Regions from separate parts of the Homo sapiens genome. Here all the other regions are linked to region 2. Evidence: read pairs that join two places in POLR2A ChIA-PET (ENCODE). Cell type or tissue: Panc1. All regions are shown on one strand. Links, peaks and the distances in the headings refer to the core of each region. The heading gives the core; the rest is flanking DNA.

What was found. ChIA-PET counts read pairs that join two places held together with the same protein. Peaks named below come from ENCODE experiments on the same cell type or tissue, not always from the same donor. Only the 100,000 strongest peaks of a DNase experiment are listed, where the experiment ranks them.
Region 1: POLR2A ChIA-PET joins it to region 2 with 6 read pairs; 2 of 35 experiments call an interaction of 5 or more read pairs at or near these places.
Region 3: POLR2A ChIA-PET joins it to region 2 with 5 read pairs; 5 of 35 experiments call an interaction of 5 or more read pairs at or near these places.

What each region holds. Positions count from the first base shown.
Region 1 is chr3:142,238,191-142,245,766 of GRCh38, forward strand. No RefSeq gene overlaps it. Among named protein-coding and RNA genes, the nearest start is that of GK5, 16 kb to the left of the region's middle. RefSeq lists an enhancer at 4,922-5,423. In Panc1, for the core only: no CTCF peak of the experiment used is centred there; no DNase peak of the experiment used is centred there; H3K27me3 peaks cover 681 bases.
Region 2 is chr3:141,975,037-141,982,612 of GRCh38, forward strand. It overlaps TFDP2 (transcription factor Dp-2), which reads right to left. Exons shown (of 13, transcript NM_001178139.2): 7 at 3,484-3,646. Among named protein-coding and RNA genes, the nearest start is that of ATP1B3, 100 kb to the left of the region's middle. In Panc1, for the core only: no CTCF peak of the experiment used is centred there; a DNase peak (open chromatin) is centred at 4,165; H3K27ac peaks cover 1,655 bases.
Region 3 is chr3:142,058,015-142,065,590 of GRCh38, forward strand. The region is part of intron 3 of TFDP2 (transcription factor Dp-2); the gene reads right to left. Among named protein-coding and RNA genes, the nearest start is that of TFDP2, 88 kb to the right of the region's middle. In Panc1, for the core only: no CTCF peak of the experiment used is centred there; no DNase peak of the experiment used is centred there.

The sequences.
Region 1 (7,576 bases), core at 934-5,933, 260 kb after region 2:
ACATTTGGGGGTTACAAATAAATGTTAGTGAGCAGACTAATTCACAAATGGAGAATCAAAGAATAATGAGGATAAACTAACTGATAATTTCTTTCTTTCTTTCTTTTTAGATGGAGTCTTGCTCTGTCACCCAGGCTGGAGTGCAATGGCAAGATCTTGGCTCACTGCAACCTCTGCCTCCCAGGTTCAAGTGATTCTCCTGCCTCAGCCTCCCAAGTAGTTGGGATTACAGGTGCCAGCCACTACTCCTGGCTACTTTTTGTATTTTTTAGTAGAAACGGGGTTTTGCCATGTTGGCCAGGCTGGTCTTGAACTCCTGACCTCAGGTGATCTGCCTGCCTCAGCCTCCCAAAGTGCTGGGATTACAGGCGTGAGCCAACACGCCTGGCTATAATTTCATTTTTAAGATTTGAGAGTTCTGTAATCATCACCTAAAACTCTCCCTCTTTTAGATATATTATCTTAATGTAGTATTAAGAAAAATCATGCTTGTTAAAATAAAGATAATAAGAAAAAACATTTTTGGTTGAAGGTAAAAAGATCTTATTCCAAGGCCGGGTATGGTGGCTCACACCTATAATCCCAGCACTTTGGGAGGCCGAGGAGGGCGGATCACAAGCTCAGGAGTTCAAGACCAGCCTGATCAACATGGAGAAACCCAGTCTCTACTAAAAATACAAAATTAGCCGGGCATGGTAGCACATGCCTGTAATCCCAGCTACTTGGGAGGCCGAGGCAGGAGAATCGCTTGAAGCCAGGAGGTGGAGGTTGCGCTGAGCCGAGATCATGTCATTGCACTCCAGCCTGGGCAACAAGAGTGAAACTCCATCTCAAAGAAAAAGAAAAAGAAAAAAAAAAGATAAAGATCTTATTCCATTTATATGCACCTATTTCTTTATTATATATTCAAAAGTCAGGCATGATAAATAGGGAAGAACATTACCAGTGGTCATGAGAGAATCTTCAACACAGATGGCCTCACATGATTTAGTATGATTAAAACTTAATAGGATATTAGGAACTATGACAAAGTAATTCACATGCTGGGTTTCAGATGATTCAATTACAAGTAATTATAAAATCGGTTTGTTTTTAATTGTGTGTTTTATTTTAGTGAAGGAGAAAAATATTTTTATGAGCTTCCTGTTCATCTAAATAACACTCTTGAGTGCTAATGATCTTCTTATGGCTCAACTTCTTTTATCAATCCTGAGAAAAAAACAATAATCAGAGCGCTCAGGAACAGTCTAGTTTATAGCTCTGAAGTAGGCAGACAATGGCCTCCCCTGCCAAAGATGTCCAGGTCCTAATCCCCAGAACCTGTGAATGTGTTGCCTTACATGGAAGAAGGGATTTTGCAGATGTGATTAAATTAAGATCTTGAGATGGGAGGATTATCCTGGATTCTGTGGATGGGCTCAATGTAATCACAAGGGTCTTTATAAGGATAAGAGGGAGGCAGAGCTTCAGAGAAGCAGCTGTGATGACAGAATCAGGGGTTGGAGTGATGAAATTGTTGGAAGGGGGCCATGAACTAAGGAATGCAGGAGACAGCAAGGAATGAAGTCTACCCTAGAGTCTCCAGAAGAAACGTATACCTGCCAGCACGTTGATTTTACCCTGTAAGACCCATTTCGGACTTCTGGGCTCTAGAAATGTGAGATGGTAAATGTGTGTTGCTTTAAGAGATGAAGTTTGTAATAATTTGTTTTTTGTTTGTTTGTTTGTTTGTTTTTTGAGACAGATCTCACTCTGCTGCCCAGGCTGGAGTGCAGTGGCATGATCTTGGCTCAGTGCAGCCTCTGCCTCCCAGGTTCAAGCGAATCTCCTGCCTCAGCCTCCAGAGTAGCTGGGACTACAGGTGCATGCCACCACACCCAGATAATTTTTTGTATTTTTAGTAGAGAGAGGGTTTCACCATGTTGGCCAGGCTGGTCTTGAACTCCTGACCTCAGGGGATCCGCCTGCATTGCCCTCCCAAAGTGCTGGAATTATAGGCGTGAGCCACCATGCCCAGCCAAGTTTCTAATAATTTGTAAATGCAACTCTAAAATCCTTAGGCAGAAGAGACTGTCTTCTGGCATGACAGCATGAGAAAGCCCATAGACCCACTCCCTAGTAAAACCAGTGAAATTATAAAAACAAAATACACAATTTAAAGCCTCTGAAAATTGTCCTAAGGTCAAACAGCAAATGAAGAAACACCTACACAAGAAAGTCTATGAAAATTCAGTTAAAAAGAGTGACAGTCTGAGATACTTGAACGGAGACAGCTTCCTCGGTCCCCTCCTCCTCACTAAGCCAGACAGGAACTCCAGTACAGACAGAAGTCAAGAACACAGAGTTCCCGCCAGGTGCAGTGGCTCACGCCTGTAATCCCACCACTTTGGGAGGCCGAGGCGGGTGGATCACGAGATCAAGAGATCGAGACCATCCTGGCCAACATGGTGAAACCCCATCTCTACTAAAAATACAAAAAATTAGCCGGGTGTGGTGGTGGGCACCTGTAGTCCCAGCTACTCGGGAGGCTGAGGCAGGAGAATCACTTGAACCCGGGAGGTGGATTTTGCAGTGAGCCAAGATTGTGCCACTTGCACTCCAACCTGGCGACAGAGCGAGACTCCGTCTCAAAAAGAAAAAAGAACACAGGGTTGGTTCCCTTTCCTCTCAACTGCCGACACCACTTAGAGGGATTTAGGAGCACAACGTCAGCATTTTTCATCCTGTCTCCAGTTACTTTGTTGTTGAAGCTCAGTTCCAGATAAGTGCAGTTCATCCCTGGAGTGGAGGCTGTACCTTAGGCGTGATACTACTGAGCCTACTGGGGCCCTGGTCATCCTTGCCCAGGCTCACAGGTGGTCATGGGTTGGGCAACTAGAACAAAGGCTCTCCATCAAGGAAAGCAAGTATCCTGTGCCAGGCATATTTATTAAAAGCAAAACACGGGCAGGGCACGGTGCTCAGCCTGTAATCCCAGCACTTTGGGAGGCCGAGGCAGGCAGATCATGAGGTCAGGAGATCAAGACCATCCTGGCCAACATGGTGAAACCCCTCTCTACTAAAATTACAAAAATCAGCTGGGCGTGGTGGCGCACGCCTGTAGTCCCAGCTACTCAGGAGGCTGAGGCAGGAGAATGGCTTGAACCTGGGAGGCAGAAGTTGCAGTGAGCCAAGATCACGCCACTGCACTCCAGCCTGGGCGACAGAGGGAGACTCCGTCTCAAAGAAAAAAAAAAAAAAAAAAGGAAAACGCTTTGCCCACAGCCCCTAACCTCCTCATATGACTTATAGGATTTTCTCTTTGCTCTTGAGAGGTTAATAAGAAACAGGATGGGGTCTTGAAATTCGAAGGCATGCCAGGACAACCCTCCTTCAGGGACCCCAGCCGGCTGCATGTTTAAACATTATGGCGCATCCATGTGCATTTTTAAACTGACGTGAAGATTATACCAAAGATAATTTAGAGCTCCAATGGCCATTTTTTAGGATCGTTCCAACTCCCAAGCTTGTTTTCCTTAGAATTAAACTAGAAGACCATGGCTAGAGGGTCAAACAGTTCAAAGGGGATGCACTTTTTTTTTTTCTGAGACAGAGTCTCCCTCTGTGGCCCAGGCTGGAGTGCAGTGGCGCGATCTCGGCTCACTGCAAGCTCCGCCTCCCGGGTTCACGCCATTCTCCTGCCTCAGCCTCCCGAGTAGCTGGGACTACAGGCGCCCGCCACCACGCCCGGCTAATTTTTCGTATTTTTAGTAGAGACGGGGTTTCACCGTGTTAGCCGGGATGGTCTCGATCTCCTGACCTCGTGATCCACCCGCCTCGGCCTCCCAAAGTGCTAGGATTACAGTCGTGAGCCACCGCGCCCGGCCAGAGGATGCACATTTTAATTGGCATCTCAAGATTAGAAAATGCATTCAGGACTCAAAAGTTGCCTTCCTGCAAAATACTGTCTCAAAGCTAGCTGAGACTCCTTCCTCTCTAGAGCCTTCTGCTTCCTTTCCTACCACTCCTCCTCTTCTTTATCCTTCTCTAGATGAACTCCCTGAATTGACTAGTACATCCCTTTTTTCCTACGCTCTTCTTCTCTCCACAGCCACCAACTTAGCTTTTAATGTTTGAAACTTCTAGGGAAGTTCCAGTCAGGGGAAGTGAAGTCGTTAAAATATGCTATTCTGGTATATTGATTTTTAAAATTATAAACACTTAAAGAAGAGCAGGAGCAAAAAGGATCACTTTGATCTTCACACTGTTTCTTAGCACAGAAAATGAAATTCCCGTATGAAAGACATTCTCCCTATACTAGAAGGAAAGGCAACAACCTTATTTTCAAGAATGAGAAGCTGAGACTGAGAGAATACTGCACAGACCTTGTTGAAATAACTCTTATTTTTAACTCTCCCCACATAATTTAGTAATATTTTCACAGTTTACTATTCTTTCTCCAATCCATTATATTGGTAACTGACTCTAACTTCTTCCTTGGGGTCTTCATTTCCTTCTAAGGGCCCCATTTATAAGTTTACATAAAACTTGTATCATGTTTTTCTCCTGCTAATCTATCTTATATTGATTTAATTTTTGGAACCAGCCCAGAACCTAAAAGGATGAAAATGTAATTGTCTTTCCCTATACTTTCTGGTGATGAGAAAGAGACCCTAAAGCCTGGGACATCCTGCTTGTAATGAAGCCTACAGAAGGGATCCTGGGAGACCTGACATTCTTACCAAAGTCAGCTCCTCCATATCTCTGTCTGTAGTGCTTGTCTGAGAGAAGAAGATAAACATTTTTGTTTGTCCCTTCTTTTCTAGATTTGGATTACCAGGATAAAAACATCAATATGAATTGATTATTTAAATTGTGACTTTTGCGAATTTGGTTCTGGGTGCCCATTGATTATTAATCCAAAGTCTCCCAAAAATAGACCTTGTTTTTCCCCTCTCCCTCTTTTGTGTAATTTGTTGAAAGGAGAAAAATTATAATACATTTTCCTTTATGTCTTGAGAGCTTGGCTTTGTGACCAGTGAGAATAGGATATTCCCTCTGGTCTCCACCAGCCAGGGTCAGGGGTACAGGTTGTTGGGCTTGGGTCAGGTTGTTAGCCAGCTGGCTAAGAGAACAAAACACAAAATGCCTCTTTGTCTAACTGAGCCAGCTCTCAGGGGAATTTGTCTTAATTGTCTCAAGCTGTGTTGCCTTGTGAACAATGAGGATCTTTGCTTTGTTAGGCTATCTTGGGGAGAAAATTTGGATCTTCAGGGAGACTGCAACTTTTTTTTTTTTTGAAACAGAGTCTCGCTCTGTCACCCAGGCTGGAGTGCAATGGCGCAATCTCTGCTCACTACAATCTCCGCTTCCTGGGTTCATGCAATTCTCCTGCCTCAGCCTCCCGGGTAGCTGGAATTATAGACGCATGCCACCACACCTGGCTGATTTTTGTATTTTTAGTAGAGATGTTTAGTAGAGATGGGATTTCACCATGTTGACCAGGCTGGTCTCGAACTCCTGACCTCAGGTGATCCACCCATCTCGGCCTCCCAAAGTGCTGGGATTACAGGCATGAGCCACCTTGCCCAGCCAAGACTGCATCTTTTGCACCCTCTTTAGGGGCACTTCTCACATCCATGGTTAAGCCACAAAAAGCTTATTGGTTTAAGTGGCAATTGGACTAGGTATATCTTTGGAGATTTGGATTTTTGTATCCAAAAGTATATTTCTAAAAGAGCTCTCATCCTAAACAACTGTCCTATTTGTACCTATGGCTTGAAGGAAGAAAATAAATGCTTTTGTAAATTAAGCATTCTCTCAGAAAAATAGGAAATAACCCAAATATTTTTCAAGTTTACATGACCTGGGATGAACGTTAGTAAATAAAAAGCTTGTTTAAGTCTGTTGGTTTAATTAAAACAGGCACGTGTTTAGGGTTGTTAACATTAACTATAATGCAGACACACAACTGCTTGTACCTGGGTTTACTAATCAAAAACTCCTGTGGTTTAGGATGGTGCTATGGTTTGGTAAGTCCCTGCCAAAATGTTGAAATTTGATCCCCAGTGTGCCACTTTGGGGATATAGGGCTTTGTAGGAGGCGTTTGTGTCATATGGACAGATCCCTCATAAACAGATTAATGTTCTCCCTCAGGGGTGAGTGAGTTTTCATTCGCATGGGAATAGATTACTTCCTAAAAGAGTAGATTGTTAAAAAGAGTGGATTCCTGAGTTTCTCTCTCTTGCTTCCTTTCTTGCTATGTGATTTCTTGGTACATGCAAGCTCCTCTTCTGCTTTCCACTATGAGTTGAAGAAACCTGAGGCCCTCATCAGTTGTAGATGCCCAATCTTGAACTTTCCAGCCACCAGAATCATGAGTCTAATAAACTTATTTTCTTTATAAACTACCCAGTCTCAGCTACCATAGCAAATTAAGTGAACTAAGACATGTCATAAAATTATAAATAAATTTAACCTATGAACAAATACACAATAAAAATAAATTGCTTGATGTGTGTCAAACATGACATTTTTTAAAAGGAGAGAATTAAAAAGATCCATAACTTTTTTTTAGGTTCTTTGTTCTGTGATGATTTTTGATAATTGTTACTAAGAAGAAAAATAACAAGATAATGACTAGCTTTGTTTAATGTCTCATGAAATTTTTATGAACAATTCAAACATAATTTATCCATTTCTTTATTTTTAAATGTGAAGAAATACAAAACATGAGAAGACCCAAAAGATACAAAAGATACAAAAAATGAATAAGGAAATTGAATCAGTAATAAGAGGACTTCCATCAAAGAAAAAGCTCAGGACTTGATCACTTCATTGCTGATTTCTACCAAACATTTAAAGAAGAACTAATACCAATTATTTTCACTTATTCCAGAAAATTGAATAGAAGATAATCCTTCCAAACTCATTTTATGAGGTCATCAATACCATGATTCAAAAACCAGACAAGGACTCCGCAATTAAAAAAAAAAAAAAAACTACAGGCCAATATCCCTGATGAACATAGATGCAAAAATGATCAACAAGATACCCGTCAATTGAATTTGATGGCACAAACAAGCCAAAACTACAAAGACCACAATAAGTACCTGACTCTTCAATGCCCAGACATTGATGAACACCCACAAGCATCTCCATTCAGGAAAACATGACCTCACCAAGCAAACTAAATAAGGCACCAGTGACCAATACCAGAGTGATAGAGCTATGTGATCTTTCAGACCCAGAATTCAAAATAGCTGTTTTGATGAAGCTCAACAAAATTCAAGGTAGCACAGAGAAGGAATTCAGAATCCTATCAGATAAATTGTCAAAGAGATTGAAATAATTTTTTAAAAATGAAACAAATTCTGAAGTTGCAAAATTCGATTGACATAATGAAGAATGCATCAGGGTCTCTTAACAGTAGAATTGGTCAAGCAGAAGAAAGAATTAGTGAGCTGGAAGACAGGCTATTTGAAAATACACAGTCAGAGGAGACAAAAGAAAGAAGAATAAAAGAGAATGAAGCATGCCTACAAGATCTAGAAAATAGCTTCAAAAGGGCAAATCTAAGAGTTATTGGCCTTAAAG
Region 2 (7,576 bases), core at 1,745-6,744:
CCAAGTAGCTGGCACTATAGATGCACATCACCACGCCCAGCTAATTTTTCTATTTTTAGTAGAGACGGGGTTTCACCATATTGGCCAGGCTGATCTTGAACTCCTGACCTCATGATCTGCCTGCCTCGACCTCCCAAAGTGCTAGGATTACAGGTGTGAGCCACCATGCCCGGCCTTTTTCTTCTATTTTTTGATAGTAAGACTTAATCAAGGAAACCATGTTGGTTTACATTGTGGAACAAGGTCCTCAGGAAATGCAACGATAATAAAGGATGGTGGAGAACACTGAATCCACCTAAATATAAAACTAGATCTAAATAAGTGGGGGATTTAAGTTATAGAACTGAATGTAAATACTAGAAATCTTGACAATGGGCCAGGAGTGGTGGCTCATGCCTGTAATCCCACCACTTTGAGAGGCCAAGGTGGGCGGATCACCTGAGGTCAGGAGTTCAAGACCAGCCTGGCCAACATGGCAAAACCCCATCTCTACTAAAAAATACAAAACTTAACTGGGCGTGGTGGCGCATGACTGTAATGCCAGCTACTCAGGAGGATGAGGCAGGAAAATCGCTTGAATCCGGGAGATGGAGGTTGCAGTGAGCCAAGATTGAGCCACTGCACTCCAGTCTGGGTGACAGAGCTAGACTCTGTCTCAAAAAAAAAAAAAAAAAGAAATCTTGACCCTGTAGAAACAATGATACTGTAACAACAAGTACTGGGAGGAGGCAATGTGATAGGTATGCCAATTTCCTCTTTTTGATATTGGAAGGGATATGGATGTTGTTCAAAGCAGATTAAATAATAATAAAGGGTTCAGCACAATCTATTTATTTAAAGTAATAAAAACAACTATTTTTCCGAGACAGAGTCTTGCTCTGTTGCCCAGGCTGGAGTGCAGTGGTGAGATCTCAGCTCACTGCAACCTCCACCTTCTGGGTTCCAGTGATTCTCCAGCCTCAGCCTCCCGAGTAGTTGGGATTACAGGCGCCCACCACCACACCCAGCTAATTTTTGTATTTTTAGTACAGACAGGGTTTCATCATGTTGGCCAGGCTGGTCTCCAACTCCTGACAGTGTGATCCGTCCACCTCGGCCTCCCAAAGTGCTGGGATTATAGGCGTGAGCCACTGCACCCGGCCTATAGTAGTAGTATTATTCTTTTTAACAAATATACTAATATATCTAATCTGAGTCCCATGGTAGAAGAGAAAAATGGAAGACAGAAAAAAACATATGTTTTTCTTCATAACCAATAGATACTGTCTACAGGTGGTAACTCAAGGAACTTAAGTTATAAAGGTAACCAACTGAAGAACTGAGACTACAAGCATTCTAAATTATCAGAAAAATAACAAAGCAGTGAATAAAGAGAAAAAAACTCAACCTTTGTTTATATCCTGGGAAGGTGGTGGTGATAGGGTATTAGTAAAAATGTATTTTAGATATTGAAAAGTGCTAAGAAGAAATGCTTCATTGTGGTGACAGGTGAGTGAAGATCACAAGGCAGGGAGAGAGAAGCCATATGAATACCTAGCAAAGACTGCTCTAGGCAAAGCAGTGTAATGGCCTGATCAGGGACAAAACATGTAGCTGGAGCATAGTGACATGTGGCTGGAGGGTAGTAAATGAGACAGTGCATAGCAGAAGACGAGATTAGTGAGGTAATGGTGGGCAAGCTCACAAAGGGGCTTGCAGATCATTGTGAGAACCATGGCTTTCACTCAGAAACAGAATGCTATAGACTTTTTTTTTCAAGTGCCTAGAGAACATGAAAAGAAAAAGAAAATCACATATAATGGCTCCCAAGGAAAATCTCAATGTAATCCAAAAAAAAAAGGGAAATAGTTCAAATCATATTCTCTGGACAAATTAAGTAATAAAAGTAAAACTTTAAAGCAACAAACAAAACTTGGAACTATAAGAACTCTTTCTAAGGCAATCCTTAGGTCAAAGAACAAATTAAAACCAAAATTAAAGAACATCTAAAGAATAATATATCAGAATCAATAGGATAGGGCTAAATCAGTGCTCTAGAGAAACAGTCATAGCCATATATATATATATATATTTTTTTTTTTTTTTTTTTTTTCCCCCCAAAGAGACGAAGTCTTGCTTTGCCGCCCAGGCTGGAATGCAGTGGCATGATTGAATTCCTGGGCTCAAGCAATCCTCCTCAGCCTCTGGAGTAGCTGGGACTACAGGTTTGTGCCACTGCACCTCGCTAATTTAAAAAAAAAAACTTTTTGTAGAGGTCAGGCATGGTGGCTCATGCCTGTAATCCCAGCACTTTGGGAGGCTGAGGCTGGAGGATCACTTGAGTCAAGGAGTTCAAAATCAGCCTGGGCAACATAGTGAGACCTCATATCAAAAAAAAAAAAAAAAGATAAAGAAATAAATTTTTTTTCTGTAGAGGCAGAGCCTTGCCATTTTTGGTCCCAGCTACTCAGGATGCTGAGGCACAAGCATCACTTGAACCTGGGAAGTAGAGGTTTCATTGAGCCGAAACTGCACCACTGTATTCCATTTATTTGAGACTCTGCCAGACAACTGAATTTTTTATAAACATATTTATGTATTCCTTTTCCAATTAAAAATAAAATTTTCTTGTTGACTTAGACATTGAAGAAACAATAAGATTCAGAAACAATAAAAAATTATTGGATAGGCGACCAATTTTTTTTTTCTTTTTGAGACGGAGTCTCACTCTGTCGCCCAGGCTGGAGTACAGTGGTGCGATCTTGGCTTACTGCAACCTCCGCCTCCCAGGTTCAAGCAATTCTCCTGCCTCAGCCTCCTGAGTAGCTGGGATTACAGGCACATGCCACCATGCCTGGCTAATTTTTTGTATTTTTAGTAGAGACAGGGTTTCACAGTGTTAGCCAGGATGGTCTCGATCTCCTGACCTCATGATCCACCCACCTCAGACTCCCAAAGTGCTGGGATTACAGGCGTGAGCCACCGCGCCTGGCCAAATATTTTTTAAATGTTAAAAAAAAACAAAAAAAAACAAAAAAAACAACTAAGGCTGGGTACAGTGGCTCACGCCTGTAATCCCAGCACTTTGGAAGGCCAAGGCAGGTGGATCACCTGAGGTCAGGAGTTTGAGACCAGCCTGGCCAACATGGTGAAACACTGTCTCTACTAAAAATACAAAAATTGGCTGGGAATGGTGGTGTGCGCCTGTAATCCCAGCTACGCGGGAGGCTGAGTCACAAGAATAGCTTGAACCTGGGAGGCAGAGGTTGCAGTGAGCCGAGATCGCGCCACTGAACTCCAGCCTGGGCGACAGAGTGAGGTTCCGCCTAAAAAACAAAAAAAAAGGAATTCCCTCCAAAATAAAACTCAACAACAACAAAAAATCCCCCAAAATAAAGGATAAAACCCTCAAGTATAGTCGTGATTCCTCAAATCTATAACAAAGATAACACAAAGAAGTAGCATCATCCATCAAAATCAATGTCAGGTTCATGATTTACATACCGAATCAGCAGCCAAATGGTTATTTGAATTGGTGAACTCTGACACCAGCTCATCAGCGACTTCATTGTACGATGTTGTACCTTTTCGTTGAACTTTCTCACACACTTTCATTGAAAAGTGTCTCAAGCCTTTCCCATTTTTATCTCCTTTTTTGCTTCGTTTACTAGAAGGGAAAAAAGTTTTTTTTACTCCATTATACATATTAGAGACTTTCTTTACAAATCTCTGTAAGATAATGCAAGAAGACAGTAATTTAAGTTTTACTTCAAGTGTCAAAAATTTAAATTGAATAGAGATGAGAAAATGTTTATTTAAACTTACTTTTTGCCTTAAAGGTCTAATAAAGTATAAAGTTAGAGTGTTTTTCTATGCACAGCATTTATTTATTCAACAAATATTTATTGACCAGTTACTATTCTATGCCGGATACTGTTATTGACACTGAGAATAAGTCAGTGAAAAAACACAAAAACTCTGCCCTTGTACAGCTAACAGACTTATCTTTTCCTACTCTATGTAGATTATAGTTTTTTACTGAAATTAAAACTATAGTCATTTGCCACATAAGGACATTTCAGTCAATGATGGGCCGCATATACAACAGTAGTCCAATAAGATTACAATGGAGCTGAAAAATTCTCATTGCCTAGTGATGTAACCATCGTAATGGTTAATGTGAGTAATAATGCATTACTCACATGTTTGTGGTGATGCTGGCAAACAAACCTACTGCTCTGCCAGTCCTATAAAAGTCTAGCACATGCAATTATGGACAGTACATAATACTTGATAATGATAATAAATGACTATGTTACTGGTTTCTGTATTTACTAAACTATACTTTTCATCATTACTTTAGAGCGTACTTCTTCAAATTATAAATTAAAGTTAACTGTAAAAAGCCTCAGGCAATCCTTCAGGAGGTATCCAGAAGAACGCATTGTTATCACAGGAAATGACAGCTCCATGTGTGTTACTGCCCCTGAAGACCTTCCAGTAGGACAAAATGTGGAGGTGGAGGACAGTGATATTGATGATCTTGACCCCCCTGTAGGCCTAGGATAGTGTGTCTCAGTTTCCTTTTTTGGAGAGAGAGTTTCGCTCTATCCCCTAGGCTGGAGTGCAGTGGTGTGATCTCAGCTCACTGCAACCTCCGCCTCCCAGGTTCAAGCGATTCTCCTGCCTCAGCCTCCCGAGTAGCTGGGATTACAGGTGTGCACCACCACACCTGGCTAATTTTTGTACTTTTAGTAGAGACGGGGTTTCATCATGTTGGCCAGGCTGTTCCAGAACTCCTGACCTCAGGTGATCTGCCTGCCTCGGCCTCCCAAAGTGCTGGGATTACAGGCGTGAGCCACTGCGCCTGGCCCTCTGTCTCAGTTTTCTGTTTTTGGGTTTTTTTTTTTGGATTCAGGGTCTCACTCTGTTGCCCGGGCTAGAGTGCAGTGGTGCCGTCATGGCTCACTGCAGCCTAAACCTCCTGTGCTCAAGTGATCCTTCCACCTCAGCCTTCCAAGTAGTTAGAATTACAGGTGCATGTCACCATGCCTCGCTAATTTCTTTTTTGTAGAGACAGGGTCTCATTATGTTGCCCAGGCTGCTCTTGAACTCCTGACCTCAAGTGATCCCTCCCATCTCAGCTTCCCAAAGTGTTGGGTTATAAGTGTGAGCCACCCTGCCCAGCCACGTCTCAGTGTTCAACAAAAAAGTTTCAAAAGTAAAAAAAAAAAAAAAAAATTAGAAATTAAAAAACAAACAGAAAAAAGCTTATGGAATAAGGATATAAAGAAAATATTTTTGTACAGCTGTACAATGTGTAATGATTAATCAGGGTAATTGGGGTATCCGTCATCTCAAGCCTTTATTGTTTCTTTGTATTAGGAACATTCCAATTCCATTCCTCTAGTTACTTAAAATATACAATCAATTGTTGTTAACTACAGCAACCTATTGTACTACCAAATACTAGATATTATTCATTGTATCTAAGTGTATTTTTGGACCCATTAATATGTTTGTGTTTTTTTTGTTTGTTTGTTTTGAGAAAGAGTCTCACTCTATCCCCTAGGCTGGAGTGCAGTGGTATGATCTCAGCTCACTGAGAAACCCGGGTTCAAGTGATTCTCCTGCTTCAGCCTCCCGAGTAGCTGGCATTACAGGCGCCTACCCCCATGACTGGCTAATTTTTGTAGTTTTAGTAGAGATGGGGTTTCACCATGTTGGTCAGGCTGGTCTCGAACTCCTGACCTCAAGTGATCCATCCGCCTTGGCCTCCCAAAGTGCTGGGATTACAGATGTGAACCACTGCTCCTGGCCAATATTGTTTGTGTTTTAAGTCAAGTGTTACTACACGAGTAAAACAGTTTGAGAACATTAAAAAGTTTATAAAGTAAAAAATTTATAGTAAGCTAAGGTTAACTTATTATTGAAGAAGAAAAAAATCTTTTTAAAATAAATTACTGTAGCCTAAGTATACAGTGATTATAAAGTCTAAAGTAGTGTGCAGTAAATTCCTAGGCCTTCACATTCACTCACCACTCACTGACTCACCCAGAGCAACTTCCAGTCCTGCAAGCTCCATTCATGAAAAGTGCACTATAAAGGTGTATCATTAAAAAAAATCTTTTACAAGGTATTTTTACTCTACTTTTTTCTATGTTTAGGTATGTTTAAATACACAAATACTTATCACTGTGTTACAATGACCTATAGTATTCAAACCAGTAACATGCTGTGCAGGTTTATAGCCTCGGGGCAATAGGCTATACCAAGTACCTAAGTGTGTAGCAGGCTATACCACCCTGGGTTTGGGTAAGTACATTGATGATGTTCACACAACGATGAAATCGCCTAATGAAGCCTTTCTCAGAACATAGCCCCTCATTAAGTGATGTGGGACTGTGAATATATTTACTGATAAATAATTTACATGTTCTATGTTATGTACATAGAAAGAGATACTAAACATGCAGTTTTAAAAGGAATATGAGAAAAGGATATCTACTCTCCTTTCCCTACATTCCCAAAGAGTTGTGTATGCATCCCTTGTGATAGTATAGGACAGCATACTTATCTTACCTCACAGACTACTTATTTGAAATAATGTGAAATCACTAAAATATATTGAATGGTATTAAGTAGTGGAGTAGAATGGTGACATTTTCAGTTAGGCAGACATTCTCACTGCAAAGCAGATTTTGGAATCAGAATTAGTAACAGTAGAAGTGAAATTTATGAGGCAAAAGCAGAGACACAAAGACCAACTGAGAGGGTATTGCAATAGTCCAGGTAAGAGAATATGAATCCCCAAACTGGAGCTGTGGTAGGGCAGGAGATAAAAAGATGGATTTACAAAATTTTAAAAGACAAAAAATCAATAAAATTGTCTGAAGTGGAGGGTAAGGAAGAGAGGAATAGTAGAATGACCTCTAGAAAGAAGGGTCATTTACTGAGATCGAAGAGATGAATTAAATTTATGAGTTGCATTTTAAACCTCCTAATCAGCACTGTCCAATACCCCTAGGCATAACTCACATGTGGCTATTGAATACTTGAAATGTGGGAAGTGTGAATTGAGATATGTCGTAAGTTTAACACACTGGATTTTAAATACTTAATATAAGGAATGAATGTAAAATACCTCACTAGTGATTTTTATATTTAATTACACACTGAAATACAATATTTTGGATATATTGGACTAAATTAAAAATATTAAAATTAACTTCAGATATTTATTTTCTTTTAAAATTTCTATTGGGCAGAAATAATGTTGTGTATGGGATTATATAGCCAGGAAAAGAACTGGTTAATGGCTTAAAGTAAATAAATTTCTCAACTTAGTGGTTATATGCTTTTTTCTTCTTCTTTTTTTTTAAAAGACTACTCAAGTAGTCTTTACCCCCTACTCAAGTAGGGGGTAAAGTGTAGAACAAGGAGTTTGATCTGTGTTCAACTGATTGTGAACCATCAATTGAGATAACTCACTACCTTCAGGCCAGCCAGTTACATACTTTTGAAAAGCCAAGAGTGAAGCAGGGTTGTTTTTCATCCAATTCTTGGTCTTTTTGTTAAAGGCAGCAATAAGATAGGG
Region 3 (7,576 bases), core at 934-5,933, 82 kb after region 2:
GTCACAATTATCTTACAAGATTCCACACTCAAATTTCACAGAAACGGAGATAAGGATATTGCCTTAAAGTGCTTACATCTCCACTGATTTATACAGCCTGATTTAACCCTTGTTTATTTATAAATTAGTATTTTATTCTATTTTTTAAATGTCCAAGTCATTTAAAAATTACCTTGATAACTAACCCTCGATATTAAAAGAGAGAAGCCAGTGATCATACACATAAAATCTACACCATCTTTGAATTTAAGTACCTAATAATGAACTGTTTTTACTCACAACACTTCTGACACCAAATGTTTGGGTTTTTTTTTTTTTTTTTAAATCACACCAACCAATTCTCCAATTCTTCAGACACCAATTAGGTGTCTAACAATTCAATACAATTTTGATAGTAACTACCTGGAGTTAGCCCAGACCTCACAGACTAAGAGGTCAGTCCCATAAGACTGCCTGCCACAGCTGCTAGCCACAGATGACATGCCCAGGCTACTCCCATTTCTGCCTACAGACTACAAATTTGAGGGTTCCCATGACCCCGCCTCAGATTTAATAATTTGCTAGAATGACACAGAACTCAGTATAGCACTTTACTTACTATTACTGGTTTGTTTAAAAGGCTACTACAACTCAGGAAGGCAACAGCCAAATCGAAGAGAAACGTAAGACAGGGCAATGGGGCAGGGGTAGGGGGTGGGTGCACAGAGCTTCCATGCCACCTCCAAGCACGCCACCCTCCCAGTACCTCACTGTGTCCACCAACCCAGAAGCTCTCCAAACTGTCATTTATGGGGTTTTATAGAGGTTTCCTTATGTAAGCATGATTGATTAAATCATGGCCATTGGTAATCATCTAAATCTCCAGGCCCTCTCTCCCTGCTGGAAGTCAGAGGTGGGGTTGAAAGTTTCAATCCTTGGTCTTTCTGGCACCAGCCCCCATCCTAAAGCTATCTAGGGGACCCCAGTCAACAATCTTCTCATTAGAGTACAAAAGACACTCATTACTTTGGAGATTCAAAGGGCTTTAGGAACTGTGTGCCAGAACTGGAGGCAATGAACAAAATTTATTTTTTATTATACACATTGATATTACAGAATAAAGCAACAGTTACTCAGCTATTTTTCTATGGTAATCAGTAGCAGTCATAGATATGCTTTGATCAATTCTATATAAATTGATACATGTATCAAACAAAGCCCTGAAGCTTCAGGCCTAAGCCTCATGCATTTGCTTGTGGCCATTCTACCACATATGGTTAAGATTTTCCAATGACTGTATCAATGTTTCCTAACAAGTGGGTTGTTTCATAGTGAGGTCTAAAGATCTGGAATAAAAAAAAATCAAGAAAAGCTTCACAAACTGGCCAGTAAAATAATCAATGACCAATGGTCAAAATAATATACGACCAATTTCTAAAGGATTAGCTGTCTTTTCTAATACCACACTATTACATTTTATAATTCAGAGTAGAAGAGAGTTGTGAAAAAAAAGCATTCAACAGAACTTTTTAACATCATCTAGGATAACAGATGCTATTGAGACATAGTGTCACCGTTCTCTCCAGCTTTCTTTCTTTTTTTTTGAGACAGAGTCTTGCTCTGTCACCCAGGGTGGAGTGCAATGGTGTAATCTCGGCTCACTGCAATCTCTGCCTCCCAGGTTCCAGCGATTCTCCTGCCTCAGCCTCCTGAGTAGCTGGGACTACCAGCGTCGGCCACCATGCCCAGCTAATTTTTTTGTCTTTTTAGTAGAGACGGGGTTTTGCCATGTTGGCCAGGCTGGTCTCAAACTCCTGATCTCAGGTGATCTGACTGCCTCGGCCTCCCAAAGTGCTGGGATTACAGGCTTGAGCAACTGTGTCCAGCCCCTCTCCAGCTTTCTTTCCTTCTATTTGGAACTTCTTTTATTTACCTCCTCTTAAAACACGTTTTTTCTAGTTCTCTTTGTTCATAAGTAATCCAATATATATTATAGAATTTATCTCATGGATACATCTTAAATAATATAAAGATAACATTAACTTTGCTTTTTATTTTAATGGGTACTTGAATAATTAGATTCTCCCAAAATAAGTACCACATAAAAAATCACTAAAATGTATACTTATTTTCCAGTCATTTTACAATTTTACTGTTCTCCTTTCTGACTGTCTATATGAGGTTATCTTGAGAGAAAGTTCCACTTTGAAAATTTTACTAACAGAAACTTTCCTGAACTCCTTGCCTCAAGTGATCCTTCCACTTCAGCCTCCCAAAGCATTAGGATTATAGGCGTGAGCCACTGTGCCCAGCATAACAGTAACTTTCTCATATCCATCTTAAGTACTCTTTTTAAAATTAAAGATCCAAAACTGGTGGGTAGGGGACAACAAATGGAAGCTCCCAACAAAACCTAAAAAGAGAAAAACCCAACAGTAGAATTTTTTCATTGTCTTATCCACTCAACAAATATACAGTGAGCTCCTGTGAGACAGGCACTATGCTAGGTACAAGTCCCATGTTGTCTCAATAGCCTGCCATTACAATATGATCTTAAAATGCCAATGAGGTTAGCAGCATTCTGTATTTATTTATTTAAATTATACTTAAATATATAAAAATGTGTGTGTGGAGGGGGGCAGTTTTTGGGTTGTTCTGTGCCTTCTACCTTGTTCTAAAAACTCAAGACAATAGCAAGAATGGAATAAATTCTGAGAACTACACATGGAGGGTTAGGAGTAAGGTATCAGTGGATAAAACAGAAAGAAAACCAAGATGTTAAGAATATTTCAAAGATTTTAAAGCTCTAAAAGTAACACAAACATCTGGGTAGTGCTTTACAAATATTATCTTACTTGAGTCTAGCAGTGTTCCTGATGACAACAGCCGACAGAGACTGGTTATCAACTTACTTATTTGTCTTTGGCAAAAAATTTCAACTCCGTCTACTGAACGATTTTTCATATGAGAACGTCTTTAATTTTTATAGCTGAAGCCAACAGGAAAATAACATTCAATCATAAAAGTATAATTCAACTCAAACTAAATCTCATTAGGTACCATATTACAGGACACTAACACTTGAGACTTTAAAAATTAAATGTATGCTATTTTTAAGTTTCATACATAACCTTGGATCAAGTTATAATATCCTTTGATATATTTTGTAAAATACTTCTTATAATTAAGTTCCTTGAAATAAAGTTAAAATATATCTGATACTGAGCTGCAAACTACAACAACGTTTTAGCATAATTTACAACCAAAAATATAGGAAAGGCTCTCAATTCATTAATCATCCAGGAAATACAAATTAAAGCTACCATATATTACCACTGCACACTTACCACACTAAGTATAAGAAAACAGATGAAAAATACTGTGATGGTTAACTTTTGTGTCAACTTGACTGAGCTAAAGGATGCCCAGATAGCTGATAAAACATTGTTTCTGGGTGGTCTATGAGATGTTTCTGGAAGAGACTAGCATTTGAATCAGTAGAGTGAATAAAGAAAATCACCCTCTCCAATGGAGAGGGGCATCATCCAACCTGTTGAGGGCCCAAAGAGAACAAAAAGGCAACAGAAGGGAGAATCTGCTTCTGTTTGAGCTGGACATTCATCTTTTCCTGCCTGTGAAATTGGCACACTGGTTCTGAGGCCTCTGGCCTAGAATTGGGACTTGTACCATCAGCCCCTCTAGTTCTCAGCCCTTCAGACTTGAGCTGGGACTTGTGCCACTGGCTCCCGTGATTCTCAGCCTTCAGACTCAGACTGAATGACATCACCAGCTTTCCTGGTTCTCCAGGTTGCAGACAGCAGGTCACAGGATTTCTTGACCTACATAACTGTATGAGCCAATCCCTATAATCAATCAATTTCTCTCTCTCTCTCTCTACACACACACACACACACACACACACACACACACACACACACACACACACACACAGAGCTGATATTTGAATAACAGGTTCAAACTGTACAGGTACACTTATACACAGATTTTCTTCTGCCTCTGCCACCCGAGACGGCAAAATCCACCCCTCCTCTTCCTACTCCTTCTCAGCCTACTCTTCATTAACATGACAAGGATGAAGACCTTTATGACAAACCACTTACACTTAATGAATGGTACACATATTTTCTCTCCCTTAAGATCTTCTTAATAACATTTTCCTTTCTCTGGCTTACTTTATTGTAAGAATACAGTACACAATCTATAACATACAAAATATGGGTTACTTAACTGTTCATGTTATCGGTAAGGCTTTTGGCCAACAGTGAGCTATCAGTAGTTAAAATTATACACAGATTTTTGACTGCACAGGGAGGTCAGTGCCCCAACCACTGCGTTGTTCAAGGGTCAGCTGTATATATACACATATATATATATTATATAATATATATGTGTGTGTGTGTGTGTGTGTGTGTGTATATATATAGTCATAAAAAACCAATAGGAGAGACAGCGGTTCTGATTCTTTGGAGAACCCTGACTAATGCACATTAGGTATTGGCAAGGATGTGGAGCAACAGAAATCCTCATCTGTTGCCAGTGGGAGTGTGAACTGGTATAACCACTTTGAGAAAAATCATCTGGGAGTATCGACTAAAACTGAACCCCAACCAAACAGTTCCAATCCTAGGTGTATGCCCTGTAGAAATACGTACATGTGTTCACCAAAGGACATGGACTAAAATATTTATGACATAACTAATCATAATATTCCCAAACTTAAAATTACCTACCCAAATGCCCAATAACATTAAAGTGAATAATGGTTTATTCACACAATGGAGTATTACATAGCAATGAGAAAGGATGAACTATGATTACTAAGCTTGATCTCACAACATCTTCTTAAGCAAGAGAAGCCAGTCACAAAAGAATAAATACTGTATGATTACATTTATATAAAGTACAAAAACAGGAGAAAATAATCTGTGCTTTTAGAAGTCATGATAGCAGTTATCCTTGAAATAGAGCACAAGGCATGCTTCTAGGGTGCTGGTTATATTCTGCTTCTAGATATGAGTGCTGGCTTATAAAACGTCACTGAGCTGTACACTAATATATGTGTGTAAATAAAACTTGAAATAATATGTAAATATAAAACATGAATATTTTAATTATAAAAGTAATATCCAGTCATGGATATGTTACAAATACAGAAGAGAATATATAGTAACAGTCAATCATAATCTCACATTCTAAAGATACTTTGTAAAAAGTAATTTGTTATATTTCCTCATTTTTCTCTATAAATAAATCTCACATAGTTAAGAACCTAAAATACAATTTCACTTAAATCTGAGCTCTTAAATTTTATTAAAATATGCTTACATAAAATAATTCTTGTATATCAAGCATTTTTAACTTTAAAATGCTTCTCTTCATAAGCAAAACTTAATGGCTACAAAATTAGCTATCATATACATACATACACAGTTTATTTAGTAATTGCAAAACTACAGACTTCAGTGTAGGAGCTACTTTTCTGCTCTTTATAATAAACATCTATGATAAACATCTCTGTCTGTGTCTACATTAATCAATTGTTGAAAGTTATTTCCTTAGGATAGCTACCTAGAGGTGGAATTGCCAGAAATAATGTTTGCACATTAAAATTGGTAAAGGGTAAAATATTACCTAGCATAAAAACAGAGGGTTGAAAAAGCAACAAAATGAATAACTTTATTTCTTTCTTTACTAGTCTTTTATTTTAGACAGTGCTCCTTAGTTGGTGAAGCCTCTCAATAAAGCAAAAGATCCACTGTCGAAAAGTCTAAGACATGTAAAGCTTGATGACATCGTAGTATTAGACACATAGCAGGTACTTAAAAAAAAAAATTTCTGAATTGAATGAAAACCTTAGGCAGGAAAATCAGGCTGATCCTACTTGTTGCTCATTCTCCACTTTCATATACCCTACCATATACCAGTAGTTTTTTGGTTTTTAGTTTTTTTCTTGTTTTGAGACAGAGTCTTACTCTGTCGCCCAGGCTGGAGTGCAGTGGTGCAATCTTGGGTCACTGCAACCTTTGCCTCCTGGGTTCAAATGATTCTTGTGCCTCAGCTATCCAAGTAGCTGGGACTACAGGCCTGTGCCACCACATCCAGGTAATTTTTGTGTTTTTATAGACATGGGTTTTACCATGTTGGCCAGGCTGGTCTCGAACTCCTGGGCTCAAGCGATCTGTCCACCTCGGCCTCCCAAATGCTGAGATGACCGTGCCTGGCCAACAGTAGTGCTTAAAGTATGGTCCAGTGCTAGTAAACATCAGCTTCTCCTGAGAACTTGTTAGCGATACCAATTTTCAGGTCCCACCCCAGACCTACTGTATCAGAACTCTGGAGGTGATGCCTGGTAATCTTTATAACATGCCCTCTAGGTGACTCTCATGCTTGATAAAATTCGAGAACTACTGACTTAAAGTATTCCCAACCTCCAAGCATACTAAGAAAATATCACCTTTATTAATCAGGGAGTAGAAAAAAGATGAATCACTTTTTCAAATTATTACTCAAGTGCCTACTTTGTTCATTTGGGAGACTGAGGACCTTATTGATAAATAATGTTTTCATCTTCTCTAATTCCTTTAGATTTGCGATTTACATGTCTGCAGTGTCAGTCATGCTGCTTTTCATATGTAAATGGGTCCCAAATGGACTCACTAAAGGATGTAAAGAATACACAAGTGTCACTGGATGTTATCCAATGTAAAACAACGTCACTGAAAAAAGGGATAATAAGAGTTTCCAATACGCAATCAAAGAAACAGAGCAAAGTTGTATAATTCTACCTAATCACAACAATATATGTTGCAAAAGTAGTTAACAGGAAGATAAAAGATGTGGTAACCTTAGTCTCTTTAAAAACACTTTAATATTTTCCTTTATTTTTTGTTTTAAATCAGGAACTCCTCTGATTTTCATTTTTAAAAGGTAGTTCTTATTGAATTGTAGTATCTAATTATTTAATATGGTAACAAACCACTATTAATTTAAATAAAATGTATCTGAAGATAAACAGGAAAAATACAAACAAGAAAAAGGATCAGATGGTAAAGGTTTTTCAGGTAAAGCAACTCGCTGGGATGAACTGGTCAATAAATAAAATTATTTGCAGAATGGAATTCTGTTTTCAGATCATTAAGATTTTTTTTTTTTTGAGACAGGGTCTCACTCTTTCACCCAGGCTAGAGTGCAATGGTGTGATCTCAGCTCACTGCAACCTCTGCCTCCCAGGCTCAAGCAATCATCCCAGTTCAGCCACACAAGGAGCAAGGAGCTGGGACTGCACAGGCACAGGCCACCATGCCTGGTTAATTTTTGTACTTTTTGTAGAAATGGGGTTTTGTGTTGCCCAGGCTGGTCTCAAAGTCCTGAGCTCCAGTGATCTACCCTCCTCGGCCTCCCAAAGTGCTGGAATTACAGGCGTGTAATTTTAGTTATCCTAAACCAAAAAAAGAGGAAAGCTAGAACCATTCACTCTGTGTGTGTGTGTGTGTGGGTGTGTGTGTGTGTGTGTTTGAGACAGAGTCTCACGCTGTCGCCTAGGCTGGAGCAGGGTGGCGCAATCTCGGCTCACTGC